Linked DNA regions of Mus musculus: all the other regions are linked to region 1. The links are chromatin loops, found by intact Hi-C in ENCODE. Cell type or tissue: heart. All regions are shown on one strand.

Region 1 (8,000 bases):
GTCATCACCCCACACTCAAAAATCCATAAAAATCCCCTGGCTTTAGGCTGGGCTCATGACTTCCCTGATCTCCACCTGTGAGATCAGTGAACTTACCCAAGAGCTGCCTCTCAATAAACCTACCTGCCTTTATACTTCTGATTCAGCTTTAATTGGTTATTTTTGTTGTTGGAGAAATCAATTATGTACCATGACCAGAAGAATGCCCAGATATTATTCTACTTGCTAGAGGATAGCAAAAGCCCTAAGTTCATTCCAGCACTTAAACCAACAACAATAACATCGACTCCCTATTCTATGGGCTTGAGATAAATGAATACAACGTCAGCTACGTGATCTATGGGGTCTGGTGTGAATTGAAAACACTGGGCCCCTTTTTCGTAGAAAGGGGCCTGGAGAAACAGTGTCTTAAATAGGGTTGCTATTGTAACAACACCACCACAGCAATTCTTGTATTGTTTTTAGTTTTTGGGTTTTTTTTCAAGACAGGGTTTCTCTGTGTAGCTCTGGCTGTCCTGGAACTCACTCTATAGACCAGGCTGGCCTCGAACTCAGAAATCCACCTGCCTCTACCTCCCAAGTACTGGGATTAAAGTCATGTACCACCACTGCTCAGTGGCAATTCTTGTGAAGGAAAATATTTAACTGGGTCTGGCTTACAGTTTCAGAGGTTTATAGTACACTCTCATCATGGCAGACATAGTGCTGGAGAAGAAGCTGAGAGTTCTACATCTTGAGCTGGAGGCAGCAGGAAAAGACTATGTGTCACACTAGATGTAGCTTGAACATGTATGAGACTTCAAAGCCCACCTCCATAGTGACACACTTCCTCCAACAAGACCACATCCACAAAATAGTGCAACTCCCTATGGGCCAAGCATTCAGTCACAGGGTTGATGGGAGCCATACCTATTCACTCCACCACTTACAGCTCAGTAAAGGGCTTGCTTTGTTGGTGTGAAGACCTGAATTCCATCCCGAAAATGTATATGAAGTGTTGGACATGGTGGTGTGTTTGTGACCGCAGCCCTGGGGAAGTAGAGTCAAAGAGACCCTGGATCTTGCTTCCAGGAGATTCTAGACTACTAGGGGTGCTAGAAGCTAGAGTGGGAGAAGCCTAGTAGACTCTGGAGTCACTGGGGTCCCAGTCCCCCCAGCCACTGTTCCACTAGCATGGCAACATTCTTCCAGCACCACCAGCTGCTGAGTGGTTGGAAGCCATCATTGACAGGTGACATCCTGGGGATTGGGGACACCAGGTAAACAAGAGTAAGTGTGTGGGCATGCTAGCTGTCAGAATGATCGGGAACAAAATCAGACCCACCCACATAGGGGACAAGAACACCACTGAGAAGAGAAAGGAAACATCACTCCGTCTGAGAACTGGCTGGGGCCTGTTTGGCTGAAATATGACAGACTGCCAGATTGTAGCCTGCTAGTTAGCTCTGAAGGTTCCCCATCTTTGACAAGATGATACCTCTCATCTTCTGCAGATGAAACTCTTGCTTTTAAAGTAGTTAACTGTTCAGCTATTCCCTCCCACGGCATACAAGACTCAGAGCTCACAGTCTGAAAGGTTGGGGAAAGATGTTTGTGGCTCATTCATAAGAGTTTGTATTTTAAGTAGCTAGGAATGATTCCAGTTCCTTTAAAGCATGGATTTAAAAGGTATTTGCGAGATGATTATAAAGCAAACTGCTTGCCTTCTAGAGACAAGGTTCCCCGGCTAACCCACCCTGCTGAGCACACAGCACTCAGATTGTTTCTTTCCATAAGCCCACACGCCTCTAGGGACTGACACAGCTCATTTTACTTCTCAGCTGGTCTGTTCACCGTACAACAGAAGCTCTAATTGGTTGACTTTTTGCTCAAGTATTTGACTGACTCTGTGCTTTGACCTCAGTCTTTAAAACACATAAATTATGTGCATAGATGAGCAACCAACCACACTTCACCATCACCTGGGAACTTTCAGTAAAGATTTCAGGTCTAATATAGGTTGACCAAAAAGAAAATGACTAAAATTGCTTGCATTTGTATAGTTGTTACTTGATTGGATAAACTTATTTTTATTGTAATAATAATAATAACATAGGAAGAGGAGGAGGGGGAAGGGAGAGAGAGAGAGAGAGAGAGAGAGAGAGAGAGAGAGAGAGAGAGAGAGAGAGAGAGACTTGCTGTCAGGAAGCCCTGTCCTGAAAACCTAGGATTGAAAAAAAAACTTAAAAAAGTAACTGTGATAAAGAGCAAATTAAGAACTCTAGAAAAGCGTTAATAAAGTGGATGTGATGAAAACTCTGTGTCACATAATTGACAGGAACATCTCTGCTATATGCCTGTTGTCAGGGTATGAGCATGGCAAGCAGGTTTGGATACATACTCACCCCCATCCCCGACTATTGCTCTCCTTTGTAAATGCTTTGGATGATTTTTGCTAATCACGTTTATCCTATCTTATAAAATAAAGGTTTTAGTGAAACTTTGAGAGACAGATTCACTAGTAGTTGCAAGAAATAATTTAGAAAGCTCCCACATACTCTTTATTAAGGTCTGACAGTCAGCAGCACTAGAATATTTACGTTTCATTTGTAATGCAGAACACCTGCACTACTCTGTACACTCTCACCGCTCTGTATCAGAGGACTTTTTAAGGCTAGAGGTTGGTGCTCGCCTTTAATCCCAGCATTTAGGGAGCAGCAGCAAGCAAATCACTGAGTTCGAGGCCAGCTTGGTTTACAGAGAGAGCTCCAGGGCAGCCAAGGCTACACGGAGAAACCTTGTCCCAAAAAAGCCAAATAATAAAATTAAATAAGACAAAAATAAAATAAAATAGAAAAAGAATTTCTTTTCTAAATGTACTCGTTTCTTGCAGCCAAAGCCCCATATTTTTTTTTTTAAGCTAAAAGAACACACTTAAAAGCGAAGACTCAAAAGTTGCCTTTTAAAAAGAAAACTAAAAGCTACATTGAACACTTAAGTAGTAAGCAACTCTGCAACCCCAGAGGCACGGGAAGGGAACAGAAGCCTTCCCTGCTCCAGCTCCCACGCCAGGCCCCAACTTTTCCTTTCTGCCTACAGGCTGCCCAACCCAGACTGGTCCATCTGGTCTCAGTCCGGCCCTGCCCATCTCAGGCTCCTCCCCTACTGGACCTGCCCATTATTTCAGGCCGCGCCCCTCACCGCCCTGCCCATCTTCTCAAGCCCCGCCCAGGCTCGGCTCCTCCCTCGGGTCCCGCAGTCCTACCAGGGCCGCCAGGGGTCGTTGCATCTCCCCTGCACTTCCTCCGGTCCTTCCCACCCCACGCGGTTGTTGGCGCCAGACTCAAACAGGGAGGCCGCCTCGCGCAGCATGGTAAGAGCGAGGCTCCGACGCGCGCACCTCTGGGCTTCGGGGCCGCGGCAGCAGGGGTTGTGCCTGGCCAGGCCTTGTGAGGTTGGCCCCGCGCCCACTGCTGCGCCCGAGCCCTGATGGCGGCCTGCGCCGCCCTGGTTCCGAACCGGAGCGTTCTAGAACCGAATCCAGAAGCCCCGCAAGTTGGACCGATCCGCGGCTCCCGACCGAGAACCCCAGGGCGCACGCGCTGCGGAGTTGGCCACTGAAGTGTTCAGTGCCCTTCGGTTCTCCTGGAATTAGAACCCGGGGCCTTTTACTTGCTTGGCACGGCGCTCCCCTTTTTCAGCTGCACCCCACCACTGTACTTAGTATGCTAACAGGAGCCGCCCAGATCACTCCGCCTTTAGATCATGGCAGTGACACCCCCACCCCACCCCGCACCCCCGCCTTTAAGGGCAGGGTAGGACGCCCCACCCCCCACCCCAGCCTCCCCCACCCCCCACCCCACCCTGCTCTCTGCGGGCCAATCCTGGTTTACTACCAATCGCCGTTGTCTATTCGGACTTAATGACTCTCTGCCCTTTGGATCGTTTTTTTTTTTCAACTACCTTCAAAGTTTTGTGTCATTCTTTCCACTTTTGGCGACAGAGTATCAACGAGTCGCTAGAGTGACCCCAGATTTTAATATCTTAATTTAGTTAATTTTGGTCGTCACACAGGGTGGACAAGGATCAGGTCGTTGGGCATTTATTTGAAAAAAAAAAAATTGCCCAGCTGTAATTATAACTGATAACGGCTTCTTTGTGGTTAAACTAACAGACGGGCCACCTGGGCATGCAATGGCCCAAGGAGCCCAGGACCAGATTCAAAACAACAGTGTTACCAGTGTTTGGTGTTATCATGTTTCTCTTTGTAGAATTTAAGTACCCGACTAAAAGGAACTAGGAATTATTGATGTGCCGGCCTCACCCTCTTATTTAACCCTCTTTATAGGGCAGTTGCCTACTGCCAAAGGGATTTAATGGCTCTTAACTCTTCACGCAGGTATTGCTATTAGTTTTATATATGAGCAGGAAAAAGTTCACTGTTAGTCTGGTCAAAGTTAAACTTTTGACCTCTTTCCGAATGTGAATTACTATTTCGATTTGGCTTGCTTTGGCAGGTAAACAATTACAAACGTAGGCCTGTAATCCCCAGATGGCTTTGCGTCTCCTTCATAATCTGAAGGCATCTGTGTTTTACCACAAGGAAATACCCCTCCCCAGTTTTGAGGACTTTCTTTTCTTTTTCTTTTCTTTTTCTTTTCTTTTTTTTTTTTTTTTTTTTTTTTTGGTTTTTTCGAGACAGGGTTTCTCTGTATAGCTCTGGCTGTCCTGGAACTCACTCTGTAGACCAGGCTGGCTTTGAACTCAGATCCGCCTGCCTCTGCCTCCCTAGTGCTGGGATTAAAGGCGTGTGCCACCACCGCCTGGCGTTCTTTTTCTTTCTTGCTGAAGTCTCTAATGTCAGTATGATGTCCATTTTACATTAGTTGTTTTAAATCTGACCTTGGATGTTTCCAACTGTGATTAGTAAGAACTCCTAAAAGGCACAGGGATAAATCATGCTGGAAGTCATGCTCCAATTCAGCTGCGTTTATATGATGTTTATATTGTGGTAGTAAGAGCGTTCCGAAACTGAGCTCCCCGGGACATTAGAGTCTCCTTGTTGCTTGCCTCTGGGGGATTGTAAAGAACTTTCCAGAAACTGTTTATAATACCAAAATATTAGGATTTGTCACCCCAGATGTGGGCTCTGTTTTCTCCTGATTTAGCCACATGATTAAGTCCTAATGTAGGGAGCTGAGCAAGCCTTGAATGAGTGAAGACCCCAGTGAACCTGTGTTGTTGACATGCATGGCCTCATCAGAGACACCCCCCCCCCCCCAGCTCCAGGCTTAGAGAGGTGGCTATGTTTCCCCCAGAAGAGGAGTGCGAGTTTTGACAGTCTGTGTGGAAAATGTTCACTAGCTTTGCTCCCTTGCGCACGTTTATGGCCTGAAGACCACTCACTCCCCTAGAGAGACTGCTCCTTGGTTACCAAGATTAGTTAAACCTGCCTCTGTGTTCAGATGTATGTAATAACCCTGCCTCCATGTTTATCTGTATGTAAGGCCCCACTGTAAGAAGTACCCTGCCTCTCTGTTCAACTTTACAATGCACGTACTGAGCTGCAGTGCTGCAGGTTTTCCATCCAAGAGCCCAGACCACCCAATCCCAGCTTTCTGCTCTGCTTTTCCTTCATTCCCTCACTGCTCCTGTCAGGCCCAAGTCCCTGGAACCATTTAGGGCAAAGGCACTGTACCCTAAAGAGATTTCCATTTCTTTCACAGAACCCCTGATGTCCTTGGTAATCTAGTGAGAAAAGCAAGTTAAACAGTGGAGGATACTTTTTAAATGTACACACCCAGGTCCGTCACTAGCACTGCAGTGTAGTTTACACAGGGTGCCCGAGGCAGTAGCCTTTCTGAAATTCTTAGGTGAGTATATATATGGTAGCTTGCTCTCACTGGTGAGGGAGGCTTAGCTGAGGAGTCTTGCTGGGTGTGATCTTCATGATTGGCTCAGCTACTGTAAGAGAGCAGTGTGGGAAGGCTTATAGAACCCTCGTGGATTCTAGCTCTGAACCTGAGGTTTAGACCGCAGTTCTTCGGAGCTTCCTGGAGCCTGGGTACCCTCTTGGAGAGAGCATTTTGCTTTCTCTCTGCAAGCAAGATGATGGCCGTGGGCTTTCCTGCTACTTAACTCACCCTGGGTTGTATAATTAGGAGTGTTGTGGGCTTTGAAGCTTGAGCAGCTTAGAGTTGGCAGTTTTACTGGTTGTGGTCCTGAAGTTGAGGGCTGGCTTCTATGTCAACTCTATCTAACCAGCTTGCTAAGTCCTAAGAAGGCAAAGGAAAGTGGATATTCTGAATTTTCTCAGTCTGCTGAGAGAGTGCAGTAAATGATACAATGCAAATGTGTCTTGGGAACACACACTCAGCCTGTGAGCTCAGCAGAGGGAAGCTGGTGGAGAGAATGCACAAATTATGCTTCAGGGGAACTTTCAGAGTATTGAGTGTGCAGAGGAGAAATTTTTTTAGGTAGAGGAATAATTTTATCATCATCATCACCACCATCACCCAAATTACATAGTTTTTCACCTTGTTATGGTAAATTTGGGGGTGGGATCTACTTTAAATAGTAGGTTGGGGTCAGGTGATAGAGGGCCTTCTACATCCTATTAGGATGCTTGATATGAGGATTGGAACCATCAGAGGTTTTAAGGAGCTGCACAGTCCACTTCTGTTAGAGGATGAGACAAAAGTGTGTTTAGGCAGCTGAGGACAGTCGCAGGTGATAGCCAATGAGGGCTTGAATCCAGGCAGAGGTAATGGAGTTGGCCAGGCAGGACATATTAGAGAATAGTTAGGAACCAGTGTTGACAGAACTTGGTAATTGGGAAAAAGATGAAGGCACCTAGGATGGCTGCCAGGTCTTTGGCATAAGTAAAGAGCGTATCTGAGACCTGAGATGTCGAATAGCAGGTTTGGAGTGTGTGTAGGAGAGAAAGAATTCAGTTTGGATCTGTTGAGTTTGAAGTCTGTCCAGCAGGCAGGTAGCTACATGAGATGGGAGTTCAGGAGCATATTTAGGGCCAGATATAAAGATCTGTGGGCTCATCGCAAGTGTTAATTAAAACTAAAGAAGATGAGATCAAAGAAGAGATTTGAGGAGAGGAAGGGCTGAGTAGTGGCTGTGTCCCAGGGGGACAGATAGGGGAGGGTGGGAGATGTGAGCGTGGAGGCTGCCTCCTTATGCACGCGCTCATCAAGAACCATCTTGGTGCTGTGGGATGAGTTAGCTTCTAGTGTTGCCAGAAGAAAGGGCCATTTTGGAGACTGATGCTTTCTTACCGAGTTTTTGGTTGGACAGAATCAGTCTTTATCTTCTTTTATCTTACATCTTAATAAACAGTTTATTTTTTTGTGATTTGTTGAGTAGCAGTTTCCTCCACGATTAAAACTTTGCATCTTGGAAAAACTCTTTAAGATATAGGATATGGAAAGGGACTTGAAACAGAAGAGTGTGGGAGATGGTCTGAGGCAGTGGCTCTCAGCCTTGCCAGTCAATGCTGTGACCCTTTAATATAGTTCCTCATATTGTGGCGACCCCTAACCAAGTGATTTTCATAGCTACTTCATAAATGTAATTTTGCTATTGTTACGAGTCATGTAAAGATATGCTTTCTGATGGTCTTAGGTAACCCCTGTGATGAAAGGGCCATTTGACAAACGCTGGTCTAATGAGCCATGGAACACTCAATACTGAGAGAAAGCTCATTGAATTGAGACAGGAAGTAAACTACCCAAAAGAGCTTTAGGAAGTCCCTGAAACTGAGCGAGGCACGGCCCTCCCATAGAGTATATAAGCAGTAGAGACTGCTGAGAGTCACTCTGTGATGAGCCTGAAAGAGCAAGACCAGTGGAGCAGCCTGAAGAACCAAAGGCCAGCCGAGCAGCCTGGGAGAGAGAGGCTCACACTGACTGAGCTGGGAAAGGACACTGCTGAGGTGCTGCAAGGTGTACGTTGTGCTCCAGATTTGCAGCCTTTTGAGCGGCCATGTATGCTAGGGTAGGCTTTGGTGA
Region 2 (8,000 bases), 310 kb after region 1:
TACTTCAGTATATCCTTAGGTACTCCAAGGAACTTAGAATATGGTAAAACTCTGCCTTCTTTTCATATTTTTCTGCTTGGTGTTATGACAGGTACTGATATCAATTGGTCCACTTTTTCTGGGTCCTCTTGAAAGGGGCCAGCTGCCGGGTCACTAAGTCTGTTACGTCAAGAGACACTGTTCAGCTCCGCTCCTTGCAGTTCCTGCGTCTGGAAGCAGTGGGTTCTGGTGTCTACACTTCATTCATCAGTGCCCAGTTAAGCTCTGAAAGGGGGAGGGAGCGCATGACTCAGGAGTGCTGAGTGGATGCCATTGCATCTGAGGTATTTTCACACAGAAGAGCTAACACCATGCCCTGGGCATTTCCATCCAGTCACGCACAAATGGGTGCATCTGTAAGCACCTCTTTTTTCCCCCTAAAAGGATACAACGAATGAAAACTATTTGCCTTGTCTTTGGGAGTTTTCTGTGTTTGGTTCCAACTTAAAGAAGTCCACCTCATTCATCATCTATGGATTGGCTCTTCTAGTACAAGAAAATCAAGGTCTCTCCTTCCCCTCCTCTCCCCCTCTGCCTCTCCCTTCCTACCTACCTCCATCCTTCTCTCCTCTCTCCTCCCTCTCCCCAGTTCTACATCTCCTTCTCTTTCTCCTTTCATTCCTTCCCACTTTCTCTTTATTTTTCTATTTTCCTAAACTTTATATTCCCAGAATATAAGTTCCCTAAAAGGGGAAAATAAAAATATTACTGTTGGGGTCTTAACTGCAGCAGAGCATGTGTCTAGCATTCAGGAGGTCCTGGTTTGGTCCCCAACACCAGAACTTGAACAAAAGCAAAACAACAACTGAGATCCGACTGGATTCTATGGGATCTGTGTCTCAGTTAAAAGACAGACGCTTCTGAATGCCAGAGAGGAGCCCAGAAGCCTGGAGCGCATGTAGAACTGTCATTTGGGTGAACATATAAAATAGTCAGTGTTAATCACCGATGTTTTGAAATCCTTCCCAATTTACAAAGTGAAAATTTTCATGCCAACCACGAAATGAAAGGAAACATTAATCCTCTCTGGAGGTGGCCCCAGAGAGATACCTGAGGACTGTTTTGTTGGTGGCTGACACCTATCAGAGCAGTTAGTAATCAAGTTGAGCATCACTGTAGAATTGCCTGCACTGCACAGATGTGCTGCCCGGAGGAATTTGTGGATACGTAATTTTTTTTTTTTTTGACAGCATCTCATGTAGCCCGGGCTGGCCTAATTACTCCATGAAATCCTTCTTCCTTGGCCTCCCCAATCGTGGGATTCCATGTGAGTCCCCACAGCAGGCAGAAATCAACGGCTTTTGCTCAGCTTTGCTTTTAGGATCACAGAGCAATAAACTCAGTTAACCCTGGACGGCCAATTCGAGAAGTCAGCGTAGAGAAGAGCAGCTTCCAGTGTTAGGGAAAAGAAGCTCAAAGGAGTTTTTGCTCAGTGTTTGAGAAATCCGGAGGAAGGAAGGCAGGCATCTGCTGTAGAGCCCGAGCCGCTGAAGCTGCACAGTCACATGGGAACCTGTAAAACCAGACTTTGCAGAGCACAGAAGTTCACTCTCAAGCTTGAATTGGTGCTTATTGATCTAGTTTCACTGATATTTGAAGGGCTAAGGGGTCAGAAAATGATAGTCCACAGGAAGTCACTTTGGAATCCAAACTCACAGTGTTTGTGACAGCAAAGATAGCAGGGGCTTTGTCTGAGTCTTCTTATCTATACAACACTGGATCAGCCAAAGAGGAAGAGCATTGCCTCTGGCTCTTTCAGAGATGAAGCTCACAGGGAAATGCCAACCCATGCTAGAGCTCAGAGGCCTATGGCTGCATTTTCTTCCCTGGAAGCAAACCTCCTGGAACTGTAAACTCTTGCTCGTGAAGAGGTTTTTGACGCACCAACACACTGGCCCTTCTTTGAGTCTCCTTGCCTTGCATGGCTGCCAGGGACATGTGTATGGGAGGAAATTTGCTTCTCTCTTGTTTTCGGTTGGTTTCAGCAGGTTTAAGGAATGTAGCTTTCAGAGAGAGAGAGAGAGAGAGAGAGAGAGAGAGAGAGAGAGAGAGAGAGAGAACTTCTCTATAGGGCAGTGGTTCTCAACCCGTGGGTTGAGACCCCATGGTGGTTGCATATATATTTTCATTACTATTCTTAACAGTAGGAAAATTACAATTATAAAGTACCAACAAAAATAATTTTATGGTTGGGAGTCATCACAACATGAGGAACCGTACTGAAGGGTTGCAGGGTTAGGAAGGTTGACAACCTATAAGGACAAGGGATGTGGAGCTGAGGGGAAGAGACCCCCTGGGTTTAAGGGAAAAATTCTGACTTCAAATCTCAGCTGCTATTTCTGATTCACAGGACATTTTCTTGTGAAAATGGGGGTAAGGTTGCTTGCTCTGCATCCAATCTCGCCTTGCCGAGGTCAAATGGGATCACAGGCACCCGAGGCAGGTGATTAACTTGTTTTAAAGTAGGGGGTTTCCCCTTACAACTGGAATATGGAGCCACATCTCCACCATGAAGCAAACCAATCTACGCTGTTTTCAGAATCACTCTGCGATGCAGCTATGGGATAGAGAAAGGGAAGTACTTAGCTTCAAAGCCATAGATAGAAGTGGGGGCCCCGAATCTTCCCCATGCTTAGAAGGGGGGCTGTTCTGGGGGCCAAGGAAAGAGAAACATATCTGTGCCATCCTTATCCATTCATATCCCAAGCACAATGCTGCCATTCAGGTCTGCATGGAGGCTGGTAGACTCTGTTATCAGATGCTGAGCAGAAATGGATCCCAGAGACATAAGGGCAGGGGGACAAAGTGTTGAAAAGGAGGAGAAAGAGAAAATATTCCTGAGCCCAAGTTGCAACCTCTGAGGATGGAGAGATAGCAAAAGAGTTCAAAAGATGTGTTTGAGGGAGAAGTGAGATTCTGAGATTAGAGTAGTTAGAGTTAGGACCTGGGTCTTGGCAGCCCTGGCTGTCTAGCCTATCCTTTTGGGCCTCGATAGGGTATTTAAATGATTATCAGTAGACAGCAGAAAAGTAGCTATTCAGTGTAGCCACATCAGGAAGACAACTAAATAATGAGGGTGTACGACGCCCCCATCCTAAGTTCAGCATCCTGTCACCACAGGTTTAGATTTAGATAATACAGAAAGAATCCATAAGTAGGCAGTTTTGGTCAAGGTGTGCTATCCCCCCGAGTCATTCAGCCATCATTGTCCAGGCCTCCAGTGTTTTCCTCATGGTGAACTGATAAAAACTCCCTGTGACTGGCACAGGGCTGTAATTTTTTAACGTTTCCTAGCTGGAGCATTCCAATAACCAAAGAGAGTGCGTCTCTTCAGAATATCCTCTTCCTTCCAGAATCCTTGCAGCAGCTCAACTCAGCCAAAAGGCGAGCTGGGAGGCAGCTTTCTCTTTAGGACACCTGGGGAATTCCCACACGGAGCCTCTGGACTTTCAGTTCTGTTTTGCCTGCCCTGTGGCTCCTGCCAGCTCTGATGCCAGGCTCCGTTCCCCTTGCAGACCCCTGTGGGCGGCGCTTGCCGCACCGGGGGCGGTGCTGGCGACCGGGAAGTTCGGGGCCCTGACCTGGGGACATCCCCTTCCCTCACTTCCAGGTCTTCAGTCTTCCTAGGCTGGTGCCCAGATGGCTAGTGGGCACGGGGAGCGGCGGCTGGAGGACTCCTAGGTAGGTGGATCGGTCCTGCTGCCGGGTTGCTGCACCCCTCCCCGGACAGGGTCGAATCGACCGGGGCGGCCGCTGTGCTGTGCGGGGACCTGGTTTCCAAAGTGAAGCACCTGCGCCCCCAGCCGGGCGGATCAGCTTTGGGGCCAGATGTTTGTTTCCTGCTGTGATCCCTGCAGGAAGAGGGACACCCAGGGAAGAGGGGGCCACCGGAGAGCTGCAGCCACTGTCCCAGAGCCCGCGGCTGTGTGATCTGCGTCTTTACAGCCTTTCTGGCCCTGGGGTCACAGAAGGGAGTGTCTGTAGTGTCTCTGAACCCTGGGAAGCTAGGGTGAACGGTGACGCTGTCCCAACTTACATCCAGTCCACCCCTCTCTTGTCCCCAGGCTCCGGGCAGGCGGTCACTGGCAGGAGATGTGTCCGCAATCATAGTTTCTGATGGTGAAGGTTGGACGGCAGTCTCTGCGACCTAGAAGTGGAAAAGATGTCGTTCAAGGAGGTGCGGACTGTTTCCTTCTGACCAGGATCTTGTTTCTGAGTGTAGGGGCTTCACTTCTCTGCTTTTCGTTCATCTCTGGAGCATCCGAATTGCATCACCGGTCAGAAAACAACTTACCGAAACCTCAGACAAAGCGTGAGTGGAGTCTTTTAATAAGTATCTTATGACTTCTTCAGTCCTATAAACGAGAACCTTGTGTTTACATCTTAGATGTCAGGAAAAGGCTTTTCTAGTTTCAAAAAGGAGAAATATTATTTCGGGTGTAAAACGCTCAGATTGCCTGGAGGCTTTTGATCTGACAGAAAGTTCTTCAGCAAAGAGCAAATGGTAGGTAAGGTGGCTGGACTCAGACGGAGAGACCCTTTTCCTCCCCAAAAGGGAAATATTATGAGTACTGGAAAATATCTTATTTCACTACACTCGAAGTTTTTTGTTGTTTTTTTGTTTTTTTGTTTGTTTTGTTTTTGTTTTGTTTTGTTTTGTTTTTCTGTTCTAAGCAAAGAACACTTGCACCTTAAACCTTTAATTAGTGAATACAAAAACTGCCAGGCATTGACAGTATGTTTTGGAAGTTTCTAAGCTACCAAGTTTTTGTTTGTTTGTTTGTTCTAAATTTATAAGTTAACATTTAACGGGATAAGTGCCCAATGAAAAATCACCCTCCCATTTAAAGAAGTGAAGCTTAAGGGAGAACACTTAACATAGGGAAACAATTCAGAACGTTCATAATGCAACGATTGGAAGCCTCCACATATTAATTATATTGAATAGAAGGTACTTCACTTAAATGATCAAGTTAGTAGCGTCAGGAAAGAATTAACATCTACAACCTACAATCATAGGCTGGCTTAGCTTTTTTGAGATGGTCTCAGGCCTTATGCTGAGACCGCAACTCATCGTGTGATTGTGGATGTCTTTGAACTACTGACTTCCTGCCTCCGCCTGCCTGAGTCTAGGTGTCCACAACTGTGCCCTGTTTATTCAGTCCTGGGGGTCAAACACAATGGCATACTAGCAAAGTGCTACAGACAAGCTGCATCCCAGGCCCATCGCCTGCTGTGTCTGAGATAGATTCCTTAGGGGCACTAAAGGGGAAAATGTACAACCAGCTATCAAGAGAAGCTGTGGGAGGGAGGTGGAGAGGTGGATCTGCAGTAAGGAGTACTTGCTGATCTCTCAGAGGACCTGGGCTCAGTTCCCAACACCCACATGGTTATAGGGGCTCTCATGTCTTCATTTGGTCCACATGTGCACATTCAGGCAAAACACTCACACACTCATACCTATACCATACAGTGGCACTTGCCACCAGGCCTGATGACCCGAGCTCAATCCCCAGAACCACATGGTGGAAAGAGAGAACTGGCTTCCTCAAATTGTCCTCTAACTTCCACATTTGGGTAGTAGCGCACGTATGCCATCCCCCAACCATTACAGAAGCATAAAACATATTTTGGGAAATTGTTGCGTTATTTCACTGAGCAAATATGACCACAGCACGTGTGGTTGCATGGAACAGCTACAGGGTATAGGGCCCAGAAGGTGCCCTGGGAGACGAGCCTTGGATTCTCCCAGGAAAGCATACTGGGGAAGTGAGGCAAACTACCTTATTTCCTTTTCATTCATCTAAGTAGCCAATCTGGGATTGGACACAGCTTTCCGAGAACTTAACTCAGCAGAATGAGAAGGTTCTGGGGGCCTGAATGTCTCCCTCAATTTGGCAGACTATTGACGCCTCTCTGCCTAGGGCTCTAGACATTCCTTTTGTCTGGTAGTAGTAGGAGCAAGGCAGAGTGAGTAGGCTGTTTCCGTGCCCAGTGAGAGATCACGGACCAAGGGAGCAATGAGTTGAGTAAGAGACATCCTTGGTGAGCGTTAAAGATAGGAGCCCGCCACTAGAGAGCCATAGGCCACATCTAGTTCATTTCTTTAACTACTGACTTGTTCATTCTCATTCATCTGTTTATGTTCAACCCACATTTATTGAGTCCTGTGTTGTTGTTGTTGTTTTTGCCTCTCAGATGATTGTTTTTACGTTTCTTCATCTGCTATTGCTACTGTATATAACAAAATTAATTTTTAATTTTCATTCATGTATTGTGTTTGCCTGTAACTTATTCCTTGCATGAGGGAGAGAGACAGAAAGACAGAGAGACAGAGAGAATGTGAATAAGCGTGATAATAATGATATGTCCTCAGATACACTCACTCACATGAGCGTCATTTGTTTTAAGGTCAAATCTCAGAGGATGCTACGAGCTCTTTGGCTCTTCTGGATCTTGGTGGCCATAACAGTCCTCTTCAGCAAACGCTGTTCTGCTCAGGAGTCTCTGTCATGTGATGCTTCTGGGGTGTGTGATGGCCGCTCCAGGTCTTTCACCTCTATTCCCTCCGGACTCACAGCAGCCATGAAAAGCCTTGACCTGTCTTTCAACAAGATCACCTACATTGGCCATGGTGACCTCCGAGCGTGTGCGAACCTCCAGGTTCTGATGTTGAAGTCCAGCAGAATCAATACAATAGAGGGAGACGCCTTTTATTCTCTGGGCAGTCTTGAACATTTGGATTTGTCTGATAATCACCTATCTAGTTTATCTTCCTCCTGGTTCGGGCCCCTTTCCTCTTTGAAATACTTAAACTTAATGGGAAATCCTTACCAGACACTGGGGGTAACATCGCTTTTTCCCAATCTCACAAATTTACAAACCCTCAGGATAGGAAATGTAGAGACTTTCAGTGAGATAAGGAGAATAGATTTTGCTGGGCTGACTTCTCTCAATGAACTTGAAATTAAGGCATTAAGTCTCCGGAATTATCAGTCCCAAAGTCTAAAGTCGATCCGCGACATCCATCACCTGACTCTTCACTTAAGCGAGTCTGCTTTCCTGCTGGAGATTTTTGCAGATATTCTGAGTTCTGTGAGATATTTAGAACTAAGAGATACTAACTTGGCCAGGTTCCAGTTTTCACCACTGCCCGTAGATGAAGTCAGCTCACCGATGAAGAAGCTGGCATTCCGAGGCTCGGTTCTCACTGATGAAAGCTTTAACGAGCTCCTGAAGCTGTTGCGTTACATCTTGGAACTGTCGGAGGTAGAGTTCGACGACTGTACCCTCAATGGGCTCGGCGATTTCAACCCCTCGGAGTCAGACGTAGTGAGCGAGCTGGGTAAAGTAGAAACAGTCACTATCCGGAGGTTGCATATCCCCCAGTTCTATTTGTTTTATGACCTGAGTACTGTCTATTCCCTCCTGGAGAAGGTGAAGCGAATCACAGTAGAGAACAGCAAGGTCTTCCTGGTTCCCTGCTCGTTCTCCCAGCATTTAAAATCATTAGAATTCTTAGACCTCAGCGAAAATCTGATGGTTGAAGAATATTTGAAGAACTCAGCCTGTAAGGGAGCCTGGCCTTCTCTACAAACCTTAGTTTTGAGCCAGAATCATTTGAGATCAATGCAAAAAACAGGAGAGATTTTGCTGACTCTGAAAAACCTGACCTCTCTTGACATCAGCAGGAACACTTTTCATCCGATGCCCGACAGCTGTCAGTGGCCAGAAAAGATGCGCTTCCTGAATTTGTCCAGTACAGGGATCCGGGTGGTAAAAACGTGCATTCCTCAGACGCTGGAGGTGTTGGATGTTAGTAACAACAATCTTGACTCATTTTCTTTGTTCTTGCCTCGGCTGCAAGAGCTCTATATTTCCAGAAATAAGCTGAAAACACTCCCAGATGCTTCGTTGTTCCCTGTGTTGCTGGTCATGAAAATCAGAGAGAATGCAGTAAG
Region 3 (8,000 bases), 63 kb after region 1:
CCAGCCCCAGATGGCTACAGTTTTGGTTTTGGTTTTGGTTTGTTTTTAAGATCACAAGTGTTGGCAAGGATGTGGAGAAATTGGAACTCTTGTGTAGCTGGTAGGATTACAAAGTGGTACAGTTACTTTAAAAAGTAAAGGTCTGGTATGATGGCACACACTTAGAATCCTATCACTTGGGAGCAGAGGCAGGAAGATTGTCAGGTTTAAGGCCAGCCTGACCTATATAGTGAGGTTCCAGATGAGCCAGGAACTTAAGGTAAGACCCTGTATCAAAGAAACAAAGAAAGACTCCATCTCAGATTATCCCTTCCTCAAAATAATACAGACTATGCAAGTCAGCAATTCTATTTCTTACACCCAAGAGAATTAAAAGTATGTTCAATGCAGTATCGTTAGGATTAGTGGAAATGGCCCAATGTCTGTCAGCAAATAGGTAAGCGAATTGTGAAATGCATTTTACTATAAAAAAATGATGGGTATTGATGACCCCTGAAAACACAGGTGTACGGAGAGAAGCCAAATTCAAGAGAATACATGTTTCCTTCACACTAAGTATCTCCACAGAGTAAAGCCATAAGATGGAAAGCAAATGGGTGGTTGATGGGGGCCAGAAAAGGGGGGATGTTGTCTGCTTTGTATACCTAGTGCCCTATTGTTGGTAAGATGTTCTATAATTAAGATAGTGGTAATGATTATACAATCCACTGATTTGATAGGGTGAAATCTGTCATATATAACTCTTATGTTATTTTCAATAAAAAAAAAAAAACATCAGAACTAGAGAGATGACTCAGAGTTAAGTTCTTCCAGGAGACCTAGGTTCAATTCCCAGCACTCACATAGCAGCTCACAACTGTCTGTAACTCCAGTTGCAGGAGCTCTGTCACCATTACGCAGATATACATGTAGGCAAAACACCAACACATAAAATAAAAATAAATAAATTTTTTAAAAAAGTAAATGTCAGCGGGACATGGTGGTGCATACCTGTAATCCCAGTACTCAGGAGGCAGAGGCAGGCAAATCTTTGTTTGAAAGTGAATCCCAGAATATCAAGGGCTGTTACACTGAGAAATCCTGTCTCAAAAAAGCAACCAACCAACCAAGCAATAAACAAAAAAGTCATCATTGTGAGTAGTATTTATGCCTAGTTGGTCATGTCATTGTTAGGTTCTATCTAAGGTGACTTGGAAGATATTTGCACAAATACATTTAGTAGCAAATCACGTAGTCATTGCTCTAAATTTTTTGGTTTTGTTTTGGGACAAATTCTTACATGTAGTCCATGCTGGTCTCAGACCTGAGATCCTCCTGTCTCAGCCTCCAGCATGAAGTAACAACCATGTGCCTAGCTAAGGTTAGATATTTACTGTATAAAGTAAATGAAACGTTTTCTCCTATGGGATTATTTTCTTGCCTCTAAAATGTTTATTTTGATTTGTTGTGTAGACAAAGTCTCTTAGGACTCACTATGTAGACCAGTCTGGTTGTGACCTTTAAGAGATCCCCTTGTTTCTGTTTTCTATGTGAAACACCATGCCTCGCTTGTCTCTAAAAATGTTTAAAGTTAGATTTATCATAGTGTAGGAATATATACATAAAACTCTTACCACTAAGTTGTTTTTGTCATTTGATGAGGTACGTTGTCTCAGAAGCATCTCATTTAAACCTGTACTTTAGAGGCTGGCAGGGTGACTTAGAGGATGAAAATGTTTGCCACCAGGTCTCACAGCCTCTCCAAGGCGACCTTTCCACACCTCTGCTGTGCTACCCCCAGTAAACAAGCAAACAGACAAATAAAGTGTATCGAATAAGCCTGGGCTTTAAAGAAGTCAGTACAGTGGGGGTGAGATTCAGAACAGGGAGGCTGTTCACATTGTCTTCCTGTTCTTTACTGAGTGTAGCTGAATAACCCAAACTTTTCTTGAGCATTTGAGGAGGTTTTTAAGACAGTGTTAGAGTACCATTTGATCTTTTTCATGGTAATTTCTAATGCATGTGAAATTTATAATACATTGGTTCATATCTGTAGAGGGTTGGAGATAGTCTTATTTGTATAAATAAATGCATATTATTTTATCCTTTTTTATTTCAGGTGAAGCAAATAAAGTAGCTAAAGAAGCCGCCAATCGATGGACTGGTAAGTGGGACAGTGACTACAGCAAAGGCTCCGCCGTGGCATACAAGCCAGTGTCTTCACACGAATTATGATTCACCTTTATAAAAGTATATTTCTGTTCTGTGAGGCCAGCAGCAGCTCCAGGTCCAACTTCTGTGTGGCTTTGCCTAAGCTAAGCTCCTGATCACTGCCCTTTCATCTCTAATGAGGTGAAACTGAAGTTCCATGTGGCTTTGCTTTTCTTTGGTGCTGGGGACTGAATGTGAGACTTCATACGTGGCAGGCAAACACCCTCCCGTTGATTATATCTGCAGCCTACAGCTTCATGGGTTTGAATTTAGAATCCATTTGGGAGTATCATGGAATCCTGAAGGTTTGTCGCCTGCAAGTAAGAAGTGCTAATGTGTTGTAAGGGCTCTTTGCTGCTTTACTGTTATGAGTGTCTGTGGTGTACGCTCATCTTATCTCTGTGGTAATCCTCAAGGCAGGTGTGATCATTGCACCTCAGTGTGAAGAAACAGTCAAGGTCCAAGGAGTGCACAGCCACAGTGTGTTGGGCAACAGGAACTAGACTAGCTTTCTGAGTCTTCACTGGAAGCCTGCTTGCTTTTTCTGGTGTACATTTAAGAAGTAGGAGTTAATAGGGCACTGTGGCACCAGGTGTGGTGGCACCTGCCCACAGCTTAGTGGTTGGGAGGCTGAGGCAGGAAGACCCTGAATTTAAGGTCAGCCTGGACTAGATAGTGAGATTCCATCCTGTGTCAAGTCTTTTCTCCCAACAATGCATTCTGTGTATCCTAAAGAAGACATTATTTAGGAGAAAATAATGATAGTTATGGTTTATACACAAGTATGATTAACAAGATTAAACCTGCCAGAAAGTACCCCTGATGTTTCCCAATATTTGATAATAAAATGATGGTGACTGAGTGTTTCCACCTGGGGACAATCTAACGCTGCCCATGTATTAGTCCTATCACTGTGCTCCCACGGCAGGGTATGTCTAGGGCTGGAGCAGAGACGGAAGAACTTACAGGCTGTTGAGTCTCAGGTTAGCCTCGGAGAGCAAGCATGTGTGCCAGTTTCCTGCTGCTGGTTCAGGCTGTGTTTCACAGAATGCTTAGACCTCATTTCCCATAATCCATTTTATAATAAAATAAGTAGGAAATATTAATAACCCTTTGGCCTTCTAATTATCAGTCTGTCTGTCTGTCTATCACCTATCATGTTTATTTTATTTATATTTATTTTATTATGAGTTGTTTCCTAAACAAAATAGTGCTTTAGTGAAGAAAAGAGAAGAGAAAAAGAGCATTGTATCAGGTGAAGTGTAAGTGAGAAATATGTCATTAGGTATGGTGACACATGTCTGTAATCCCAGCACTCAGTAATTGGAGCAAGGAAACCAGTCTTGGCTATGTAGTGAGTTCAAGGATAGTCTGGCTACATAAGACCTTTCCCAAATAGCTAAGAAAAATAATAGTGATAACAAATATGGTATATAAATCTGATAAATGTTAAATTTTGAGTGTGCTAATGAAGCAAGGGGCCTCATGGATTAAACAAACGATGGTGGGGGAGGGGGGGCTGAGATGGGTCAGGATCTAAGTTAGACCCATATGACAGAAGGTGAGAGCTGAGTCTGACCTCCACTCATGCACCATCTCACACACACACATGCTCACTTTGCCCCTACCACACATAACGTAAATGAAAGTGTATGACTTTCCTCCAGTAGTTTGTGAGGAGCAGCACACAAGTGGTGGGAAGGACAGCGCGTGTGTGTGGCAGAGGGTAGCCGCTCGCAACGCCTCGTTTGCTCCCTGACCCTTTGAGCTTTTCTGAACTTGTGCCCTGTCTGGTCTCTGTGAATAGTGCCTGCCTCTCACTTTGGGGGACTGAGTAAGAGCCTGTCGGCTCCTCTCTTCAGATGGGATTTCAGAATGAGCTTCCCTCTCTCTCGTTCCCCAATGCAGTGTAAGTTCCAGTTGTTAAGTAAGCAACCGTAAGTTTTCCAACTCATCATAAACTTCCAAAATTATCATTAGAAAAACTGTGGGAAGAACTTCTTTCCTTTATGGTTAGCTGCAAATAAAACAAAACAAAAACAACAAAACAACACCATCCTGAGAGTTTGAAAGATGGTAGAAAAATTGTTTTTGGGTTTTATTGATTTTGAGATAGGGCTTCTCTGTTTGCAGATCTGGCTGTCCTGGATTTAACTTTGTAGACCAGACTGGCTTTGAACTCAGAGATCTGCCTTCCTCTGTCTCCTGAGGACTGGAAGGGGTGATCCTGTGCTAACAGAATTAGTTGTTGAGAACTGTCTTTCCCATGCTCTGGACGTGGCCTAGTTGGCAGGCTGCTCAGCATAGATCTCAGTTCCAAATAAGACCGCAGGGTAAAGAGTACCTCCAAGCTCAGCCCTCTGGAGGCAGAGGAAGGAAGGGCAGAAGTCAGTGTCATCTCACACTGTATGGACTTTCCCATGCTAGCTTGAGCTAGTGACTGTTTCATTCCCATTGAAGGTAGCAGCTTACTCATTTCACATAAACATGTGTTAGGAAAAGATGAAGATAAAAGATAAAGTGAATTATACTAAAGAAAAACCTCCCTGATTTCGAAGTGGTATTTATAGCAAAAATTATATTAGGTATCAGTTAAAGCCTGGTTTCTTTTTACAGCAGTGTCCTTGAAATATATCTAGAACCTCCAGACTAGAGAAGATGGCTCAGTTGTTAAGAGCACTCATTTCTCCTGCTGAGGACCCAATTTCAGTTCCCAGCACCCACATGGAAATTCGTAAACCCGCGTTCACCACCAGTTCTAAAGTATCCAACACACTGCCCTGGCCCCCAAAGGCTCCTGCATGCACGTGGTATAAATAAACTCATGCAAGCACATTCACACACACATACTTCCATCTTAGTTTGGGTGTCATTGCTGGGAAGAGATATCATGACCAAGGCAACTCTTATAAAGGAAAACATTTCTTTGGGGCTGGCTTACAGTTTCAGAGGTTTAGACCACTATCATCACAGCGGGAAGCATGGGCACACATAGTGCTGGAGGAGCTGAGAATTCTACATCTCGATCTGCAGGCAACAGAAGGAGACTGTGTGCCACACTGGGCATAGCCTGAGTATATAAGAGGCCTCAAAGCCTACCCCCACGGTGACACACTTCTTCCAGTAAGGCCACACCCACACCAACAACGCTTCCCCTTCTAAAAGTGCTATTCCCTATGGGCCAAGCATTCAAACACACGAGTCTGTGGGGACCATACCTATTTAAACCACCACAATATAATGAATACACATTGTTTTATTTTGTTTTTTTAGTTTCTCTGTGTAGTCCTGTCTGTACTCTGTAGACCAGGCTAGCCTTGAACTTAGAGATCCGCCTTCCTCTGTCCTCCCAGTGCTGAGACTAAAGGTGTGGACCACCGATAGGTTTTTAAGAATACAATATATTCTGATTATGGTTCCCTCCCAACTCCTTCCAGAATCTTTCCTACTTCCCCACCCACCAAAATCCACACCCTTTCTTTTTCTCTCTCATTAGGACACATAGAGACATCTAAGAAAATAATGATAAAATAAAAACAAACCAGAAGAAGACAAAACAAACAGAAGAAAAAGCCAAAGAAAAATTTCAAACACATAGTCATAGAGACACATTTGCACACACAGAAATCTCATAAAACACAACCAGAAATCAAAATATGTAATGTTTTTTAAAAAAATATTGTCTAAGAATTTAATATTTTAGTTTATAGAATGAGTGATTGCCCAAGCTTTTAAATATAGATGAGCTGTTATCTTGCTAAAGTTTTGCTACACTTTACATCTTATTTAACAAATTACATCATAATAAACTCAGGTGGTAGATTCTTTGTTCTGTGCTAGGAATCAAAAGGCATCTTAGTGCATGAAGTGGATGGAGTTCACTGCAAAAATCTTGTTAGCTTTCTATAATGCATTCTTATAAAAACAGTGGTATTTTGTTAGCACTATTGATTCTTTAAGGAAATATATATATATGCACATATATACGTGTGTGTGTGTGTGTGTGTATACATACTATTAACCAGACTCAAAGACTATACAGTTCAGTGCCTTTCTATCCAGTTAGGATACAGCACTGTTTGTTCCACTTGAGGTAGTAATATTTACTCTAGAAAGAAAATTGAATTCCAAATTTATATTTATTTAATACACAGAAACAAGTCCATGGAAATAGTTTATTAGAGAAAGCTTCAATTCCATGTATTGACTTTCAGGGTTGCAGATTAGATACTACAGATTAACAACAGAAATGACTACTCTCACCAATCTGAAGGCTGAGGTCCTGTGTCCTTTGAGACCACTCTGCCTTGCACATGGCTGCCTCCTCCTAAGTCTTCCCATCTTCTTTCCTTTGCCAACCTATGATCTCTCTCTCTCTCTCTCTCTCTCTCTCTCTCTCTCTCTCTCTCTCTCTCTCTCTCTTTGTGTCTTAACTATAGACACCAATCAGATTTTGCTAGGGTCTACCTTATTGATTTCATTTTAATTCAACCATCTTTTTTCAAAGATTCTGCCTCTAGAACATTGTATGCTAGGTGGTTGGTGGCTAGAAGGAGGGATGACAAGACATGGCCACAGCGCTTAGGAAGGTCTTGCTTTAATCTTTTATTTATTTTTACTACTAATGCACTATGCTCTGACAGACTTGGAAGACCTGCGCCATTGTTCTTATGTTTGTGGAAAGCATTTTAACTAAACATTACGAAATATATGAGAAATCTATAGAATTGAGGGGTTGGGGGAAGACTGTCATTCTTGCTCTGTGGGGCAGCTGCCTTTGCACATCGGTAATGCCCTGCATCCCTTGCTGCCGAGCACTGATGCTTGAGGCATAGGCATTGACCCCCCCCCCTTTTGTTACTGCACTGGGGTGAAGATGCTTGTCTCAAAATTTTTTTATACAATTTGGGGTTTCCCCGTTGGGGTAAATTCCTTTAACTAGGTGCAACCCTCTTTTTAGTAGTACAATACAAATTGCCTGTAAGGATGCTGAGGACACAACTTTTTCTATGGTATTTTAAGAGGAGTACCCTTTACACCCCTCTCGCCTGGTCCCTCAGGCTGGCTGCTTGTCTGGAAGCCATTACTCCGACTGGAAGGACAGAGGTCTGGAGAGAAAGTTCTCCCTTTGAGAGCAAGAGCAGCTGAAATTGCTGAGGGAACGAGCCCGGCCTCAGGAAGCTGCCCTGTCTGTAGTCTTCTTCCTCAGCACTCTTAAGGAGCAAAACACTTCTTATTTTAATATATCTGAGAGTCAGCATGGATAATTAGAGTACGATGTTGTATGATTGTGTGTTTAATTCTCAATTTTTTTTTCAATTTTTCTTTTTTAGATAACATATTTGCAATAAAATCCTGGGCCAAAAGAAAATTTGGGTTTGAAGAAAGTAAAATTGATAAAAACTTTGGAATTCCAGAAGACTTTGACTACATAGACTAAAATGTTGGTGCTAAACAAGGATCTGGGAGCTTGTGAATATGTCAAGGTTTAAACAGCTAACTAATGTTACCCAGTTATCATCTATCTGCTAATTGTTTACCGTTTTGAAGCTTTAAATAAAGTATACAATAAGGATGTCCTTCTCCTCTTTTTGGTAAGTGTATCCCACAGTACTCATTAAAGCAGAGTGGAGCAAACAGAGCCCCCCATCCTGTCAGGTCAGGAGTACATGGGATTCTTCAAGAGCAAAGACAACATGATAGAGTTTCCAGTCTCATTCAGATACTAAATACTGGATACATTTGAATGCCCTGTCACAAGGACAGACAGACAGACAGACACACACACACACACACACACACACACACAC

The links. Peaks named below come from ENCODE experiments on the same cell type or tissue, not always from the same donor. Only the 100,000 strongest peaks of a DNase experiment are listed, where the experiment ranks them.
Region 2: it touches region 1 in a loop (2.8-fold over the local background); 2 of 42 quality-filtered maps call a loop at or near these places.
Region 3: it touches region 1 in a loop (2.4-fold over the local background); 3 of 42 quality-filtered maps call a loop at or near these places.

The regions. Positions count from the first base shown.
Region 1 is chr3:84,151,014-84,159,013 of GRCm38, reverse strand. It overlaps Mnd1 (meiotic nuclear divisions 1), which reads left to right and starts at 3,228. Exons shown (of 8, transcript NM_029797.3): 1 at 3,228-3,352. The coding sequence starts at 3,350. In heart, no CTCF peak of the experiment used is centred here; a DNase peak (open chromatin) is centred at 3,203; H3K4me3 peaks cover 1,476 bases; H3K27ac peaks cover 922 bases.
Region 2 is chr3:83,837,240-83,845,239 of GRCm38, reverse strand. It overlaps Tlr2 (toll-like receptor 2), which reads left to right and starts at 3,632. Exons shown (of 3, transcript NM_011905.3): 1 at 3,632-3,720; 2 at 4,104-4,351; 3 at 6,451-8,000. The coding sequence starts at 6,466. In heart, a CTCF peak has its summit at 3,841; DNase peaks (open chromatin) are centred at 3,719 and 5,599; H3K4me3 peaks cover 1,322 bases; H3K27ac peaks cover 888 bases.
Region 3 is chr3:84,087,698-84,095,697 of GRCm38, reverse strand. It overlaps Mnd1 (meiotic nuclear divisions 1), which reads left to right. Exons shown (of 8, transcript NM_029797.3): 7 at 2,099-2,143; 8 at 7,524-7,764. The coding sequence ends at 7,630. Among named protein-coding and RNA genes, the nearest start is that of Gm30458, 30 kb to the right of the region's middle. In heart, a CTCF peak has its summit at 4,564 (motif pointing left); no DNase peak of the experiment used is centred here.